Linked DNA regions of Homo sapiens: region 1 is linked to region 2. A link is an interaction called in ENCODE POLR2A ChIA-PET data of the cell type or tissue named here. Cell type or tissue: MCF 10A. All regions are shown on one strand. Each heading gives the region's core, and the rest is flanking DNA. Links, peaks and the distances in the headings are about the cores only.

What was found. ChIA-PET counts read pairs that join two places held together with the same protein. Peaks named below come from ENCODE experiments on the same cell type or tissue, not always from the same donor. Only the 100,000 strongest peaks of a DNase experiment are listed, where the experiment ranks them.
Region 1: POLR2A ChIA-PET joins it to region 2 with 5 read pairs; 2 of 35 experiments call an interaction of 5 or more read pairs at or near these places.

What each region holds. Positions count from the first base shown.
Region 1 is chr19:36,008,464-36,011,336 of GRCh38, forward strand. It overlaps SYNE4 (spectrin repeat containing nuclear envelope family member 4), which reads right to left and starts at 350. Exons shown (of 8, transcript NM_001039876.3): 1 at 91-350. The coding sequence starts at 218. It overlaps ALKBH6 (alkB homolog 6), which reads right to left. Exons shown (of 7, transcript NM_032878.5): 5 at 2,431-2,582; 6 at 2,104-2,220; 7 at 657-1,090. The coding sequence ends at 827. RefSeq lists enhancers at 1-63, 64-603. In MCF 10A, for the core only: no CTCF peak of the experiment used is centred there; a DNase peak (open chromatin) is centred at 988.
Region 2 is chr19:35,627,465-35,630,363 of GRCh38, forward strand. It overlaps RBM42 (RNA binding motif protein 42), which reads left to right and starts at 1,572. Exons shown (of 10, transcript NM_024321.5): 1 at 1,572-1,817; 2 at 2,056-2,209. The coding sequence starts at 1,690. RefSeq lists enhancers at 542-1,069, 995-1,234, 1,383-1,677. In MCF 10A, for the core only: no CTCF peak of the experiment used is centred there; a DNase peak (open chromatin) is centred at 1,467.

The DNA.
Region 1 (2,873 bases), core at 1-2,500, 380 kb after region 2:
GATCACAGCCATGGCACCTCCTACCCTCACATGGCCCCTGCCACCACGCCTACCCTTTTGGGAACAAGCTTCCAAAGCCCCGGCCCCCACCTCGTGCTCTCCTCTCCGGACGCGGGGCAGACGGTGCATCCAACAATGTCCGCCTCTCTAGGTGCTCCCGGTGGGTGGTTGAGGGGCTCTGAGCCAAGTCTAGGGCCCAGAGGCAGGGACAGGGCCATGGCTGGGGGCCTGGGGACACAAAGTCAGGTGAGGGCAGCCAGTAAGACCTCTTCCCTAGACAAGGGTGTCCCAGAGCTCCTCCGCTGGAGTCACCCGGGCCTGAGGCTGCAGGAGAGGCCCAGGACAGGTCTGGCTCCGCCCCTTCCAAGAGGAACCTGGACCCGGCCATTTGATGCCCAGCTCAGGTGACAGAAGAGTCACTTAACTCCTTCCTCCCTAGCAGGCCAGTAGCTAAATCTCCCAGCATCACTCCACGCCATCCAAGAGGGTTCCAGATAGAACCCCTGCGCCACCTCCTCAAGAGCCCTGGATTCTGCCCCACTGGGAACCCAGAAATCGGACCTCCAGGGCCTACCCCATTCATTTAAGACCCTAGATGCCGCTCCCCTCAGGAAACCAAGCATCTGGCCCCTAAAAAATAAAAATATAAAACCAAGGAAAGATTTTTTTGTTTATTTGGTATGGGGTCTTCTGTAGCTCACACAAAATTATTGGGAAAATAAATAACCCAGGGGAGCCCCCTTTGCCCACGGTTCCTAGGTCGCGGAGTCACAGCAGCCCCAAAGGGGCAGGAACCTGGGAATCCGAGGGGTCCCGGCCCTGGCGGTCACTTGCCCAGCAGGAGGCCGGCGCGCAGCACGCGGGGCACGCGGCGGATGGTCAGCGAGACCCGGGTGCCGCGCACCAGGCAGGCTCCCGGCCGCGCCGACGGGCAGGCTGCCGCATTGGGCGGCGAGGAGGCGGCGTCCAGCGCGTCTACGCGGGCGGCGGCGATGCCGTGGAGAAGACGCGTGTAGGCGGGGCCGCGGAGCACCAGCAGGCTGCGCGGTTCCAGCAGTAGCGAGGTGGTGGGCCGGGGCGGAGGCCGAGGCTGCAGGGCGGGTTGAGGGTCAGCAGGGCTCAAGAAGTCGGGGGGTGGGGGTGGGCGAGAGGTCGGTAGCCTCCGGGGATCAGCTAGTCCCCAGGGGCAAAAGCTGAAGAGCAAGTGTGCTCACAATGATGGAGGCTTTGGTGGTTCAGGAGTGAAAATTGCTGGGGCCTGGGCTGGGGCTGCTGGAAAGGGAGGGCGAGGGCTCTGCCGTCCCTCGGGAGGGGGCAGGATCTAGGTGGCAGATGGGGGCGTCAAAGGGTCAGCGGCCGGTGGGAGCTGCAGCTGGGATCTCAAAGGGGCTGAGGCTGGGGCTGGGACCCAGGAATAGGCAGTCCCCAGGAAATACAGGCAGAGCTGGGCTGAGAGAGCATGGCTGAAGCCAGGACCAGGTGAGGAGAGAGTGAGGCAGAGGTTAGAGGCAGTGGGGGTTCCCAAGGACATCAGGACATTAGAGGACAACCGCACAGCTGAGGGAGTGTCAGAGCATCCAGGAGCATGCAGGGCTCGAGGGCAAGCCTCAAGGAGTGGGTCGGCGTGTTCAGGGGCGTTTCTGTGAACACTGGGGTGCTAGAAATGCATCACTCAGAGAAATTGTGTCAAGGGGTCAAGGAGAATCTGGGGGTGTCCTGCACCCCAAATCACATTCCTGGAGTAGCAGGACGTCTGGGGCACCCTGAGCAGGGGCAGATAGAGCATCTGGGAGGAGGTGAGGCCCCCCGAGTTAATGGCGGTGGGGTATCTAAGGATATCAGTGTCTGCTGGGGAGTCAGGGGTATCCATTCAGCAGGTTGGGGCATCGGGGAGCCTGTGAAAATCATGGCATGTGGGACAGACACCCTGTAAGCAGATGGGTTGGGTGTCTGGGAGGAAGTGGGTACACCCCATGAGGGGACAAGGGAAGGTATCTGGGAGAGTGCCAGGAGTACCCCGAAGGCATGTGGGACCAGGTCATCTTGGAGGATGTGCGAGGTTGAAGTGCCTACAAGCAGCTGGGGCAGTGTCTGGGGGCCCACCTGTTCTGTAGGGTCATCGTCCTCTGGCCGCCGCGGCTCGTAGAAGTCCAGCACGGTGTGGGAGCCCAGGCTGATGGTGCTGACAGTCGGGTAGTACAGTGGTCCGTCCTCGTGGGGCTAGGGAGTGGGCACCAGGGCTGGGCAGGGCAGGAGTCCACAACCCCCACCCTCTGGGTCAAAGGGGGGCTTCCCAAGCCAGGGACAGGGAGGTGAATGCCTGTTTGGGAGATGTGGCTGCCTAATGAGTGAGGGTGGGTACAGAGTCCCCTGCCCCAGCACAGCTCAGAAGTCTGAGTGGGGGGACACGGGCCGAGGGTGTGTGGTTACCATGATGCCCTCCCCAGGCAGATACTGGTTCACGAGGACATGGTTAGCTGGGAGGCCTCCAAAGAGGCTGAGGTTTGACACTTTGTCCACGTAGCGCTGGAGCCATGGGGGCAGCCGCTCAGGAACCATCCCTCGGGGATGAGGAAGCCCACCTGGGGAAGGCAATGGGGTCCTGAGGGCCCCCCTATAGCAATAGATCCCCCATTAGGGATTCCACAGTGGCTGGAAGCACCCTGATCCTCTCAGGGACCCCTGACCGTTTGGAGATAGCCACTGGGTCCTTCAGAGGTTTCCTCACTTCTCCAGACCACAGGTCCCTTTCAGATACTCCCAACTCATCAGGAAATCCCTAATCCCTCAGGACCTCCACTGACCCCTTCAGAATCCTCCTGGCTCTTGGGGCCCCTTGAGCTGTCAGGGACCCTCTGATGTCTTAAGTCTAT
Region 2 (2,899 bases), core at 173-2,672:
TTAGTAGAGACAGGGTTTCACCATGTTGGCCAGGCGGGTTTCAAACCCCTGACCTCAGGTGATCCGCCCACCTCGACCTCCCAGAGTGCTGGGATTACAGGTGTGAGCCACTGAGCCCAGCGTTAATGGTATTTTTTAAAAATAGTTCTTATCGGCCGGGCCGAGATCGCGCCACTGCACTCCAGCCTGGGCGACAGAGCGAGACTCCGTCTCAAAAAAAAAAAAATAGTTCTTATCTGTTAAGGAGACATAATGGCGCATTTATGACTGAGTTGATGTCTGGAATTTGCTTTAACATACTCCAGCAAAAAAATATAAAAATAAGAAAAGTATAAGGCCATGCGCAGTGGCTCATGCCTGTAATCCCAGCACTCTGGGAGGCCGAGGCGAGTGGATCACTTGAGATCAGAAGTTTGCTACCAGCCTGGCCAACATGGTGAAACCCCGCCTCTACTAAAAATACAAAAATTAGCCGGGTGTGGTAGTACACACCTGTAATCCCAGCTACTAGGGAAGCTGAGGCAGGAGAATCCCTTGAGTCCAGGAGGTGGAGGTTGCAGTGAGCCGAGGTCACACTACTGCAATCCAGCCTGGGCGACAGAGCGAGACTCCGTCTCAAAAAAAAAAAAAAAAAAAAGAAGAAGGTACTTTGTAACATTCTCCCCGCCCTTGAGAATGTACTTTATAAGCCTATCCCAAACCTGTAAGAACTAATGATAATCCCACCACCCTTTGCTGACTCCTTTTTCGGACTCAGCCCGCCTGCACCCAGGTGAAATAAACAGCCTTGTTGCTCACACAAAGCCTGCTTGGTGGTCTCTTCACACGGACGCGCGTGACAAAGAAGTATAGATCAAGTGAAATCCAGAAGTGTTGAATATTGGTAGCGTTTGAGATGTACTTAAGAGTGCGTTATACTATTCCCCTTAATGTGCATGTTTGAAAATACTCAGAATAAAACACTTGTGAGGGCTACGGGAAAAAAAAAAGGGTCAGCTGTGGCCCAAGAAAGGACAGGGACCAAGCCCACGGACGTGCTCCTCTGAGTTGCACTAGTCTCTGGGCCTTGGCTCCCACCCTGAACAGCTCTCATCTTTAAATGTCTTCAGCTGTCCTCCTCCAGGAAGCCGGGTCAGGCGCTTCCTCCCGGGCGTCTCCGGTCTTCCTGGAAACCACAGGTCGGGTGTCAACCTACTCCAGGATAGGGGCCCCGAGGGGCCAGCCAGGCCTCCCAGCCTTGCCCAACCCTGGGGTTGACACGGACTTTAGCGTCTTTTTAAACTTCCGGCGCGGGCTCTGCGGTGGCACAGGAGGGTCCTCCAAACTTTCCTGCGATCTCAAAGGTCCAGATTCCACATTGGGGATGGGCCCAACTGACTTTGCTTCGCTCTCATTAGCCGGTGGTCCTCCAGGAAAGCGGGGCCGCCTCTCCGCTGTGCTCTCATAGGCCCAGGTTCTTGCGTTCGTGTGTCCTTCTCTCACTCTGATTGGCCTATATTCCCCCTGAGGGTGTGGCCAAATCTCATTGGCTCTCGCGCCCGAATGTATGACGTCATGCGCCAGCGCCCGTCGCTTTTGCTGGACGTCATCCTCGGGAGCCCACCCGGACGAAGGGGGAGAGTAGACAGCAGAACCAGCGGCGGCGGCTAAGCAGAGACTGTAGTAGCGGCGACAGCGACGACGGCAGCGATGGCTGGGGCGGGGCCAGCCCCGGGACTCCCGGGTGCAGGAGGACCCGTGGTCCCGGGTCCTGGCGCTGGCATCCCGGGCAAAAGCGGCGAGGAACGCTTGAAGGAAATGGAGGCGGAGATGGCCCTGTAAGGCCCGCGACAGAGAGTGATAAAAGTCGTCCCAGAGCCAGAGCCACCGAATCTCGGAGCCTCCAGGCCTCGATAGGCCGGAGATACGGCTCTAACATGGGGAAGTGGGACCTTCGGGATTGTGGGGGCGGGGATAGGGGAGAGGTTGGCAGGGGTGAGGGTCCCCTCGCGATATACCCACAGTTCCAAAATTGGTACGAGGTCCTGAGCGCTGATGTCTGTTCTACTCCTCCAGGTTTGAGCAGGAAGTTCTGGGGGCTCCAGTACCTGGAATCCCAACTGCTGTGCCTGCGGTGCCCACTGTCCCCACGGTCCCCACAGTAGAAGCGATGCAGGTCCCAGCGGCTCCTGTGATCCGCCCAATTATCGCGACCAACACATACCAGCAGGTACGGCTGAGCTAAGGCATGTAAGTCAGGGAACACAATGCCTCGAACAGAGTAGGTGTTTGTGTACAGAGAGCTGTTGACGTTTTGGCTTGTTGACTAATTAGCATGACAAATATTTTATATGCCAGGCACTGAGAACACAGTAATGACTGAGAGAGACATTTCTGCCCTGTGGGAGCTTATATTCTAGAACATGTTGTCCAGTAGAGCTTTCTGCAATGACGAGACTGTTCTGATATATTTAAAATTTATATTTAATAGTTCGTTATTCTCATTAGTCACATTTCAAGTGCTCAGTAGCCAACTATATATGACTAGTAGAGAAAGAGAGAGAAATTATTAAGATGAAAATAGGCTGGGCGCTGGGCGTGGTGGCTCACACCTGTAATCCCAGCACTTTGGGAGACCAAGGCGGGCAGATCACGAGGTCAAGAGATCGAGTCCATCCTGGCCAACATGGTGAAACCCCATCTCTACTAAAATTACAAAAATTAGCTGGGTGTGGTGGCACGTGCCTGTAGTCCCAGCTACTTGGGAGGCTGAGGCAGGAGAATCGCTTGAACCCAGGAAGCGGAGGTTGCAGTGAGCTGAGATTGCGCCACTGCACTGGAGCCTGGTGACAGAGCGAGACTCCGTCTCAAAAAAAAAAAAAAAGCCCTGAGGCAGGTGCATACCTGTTGTGTTGTTGTG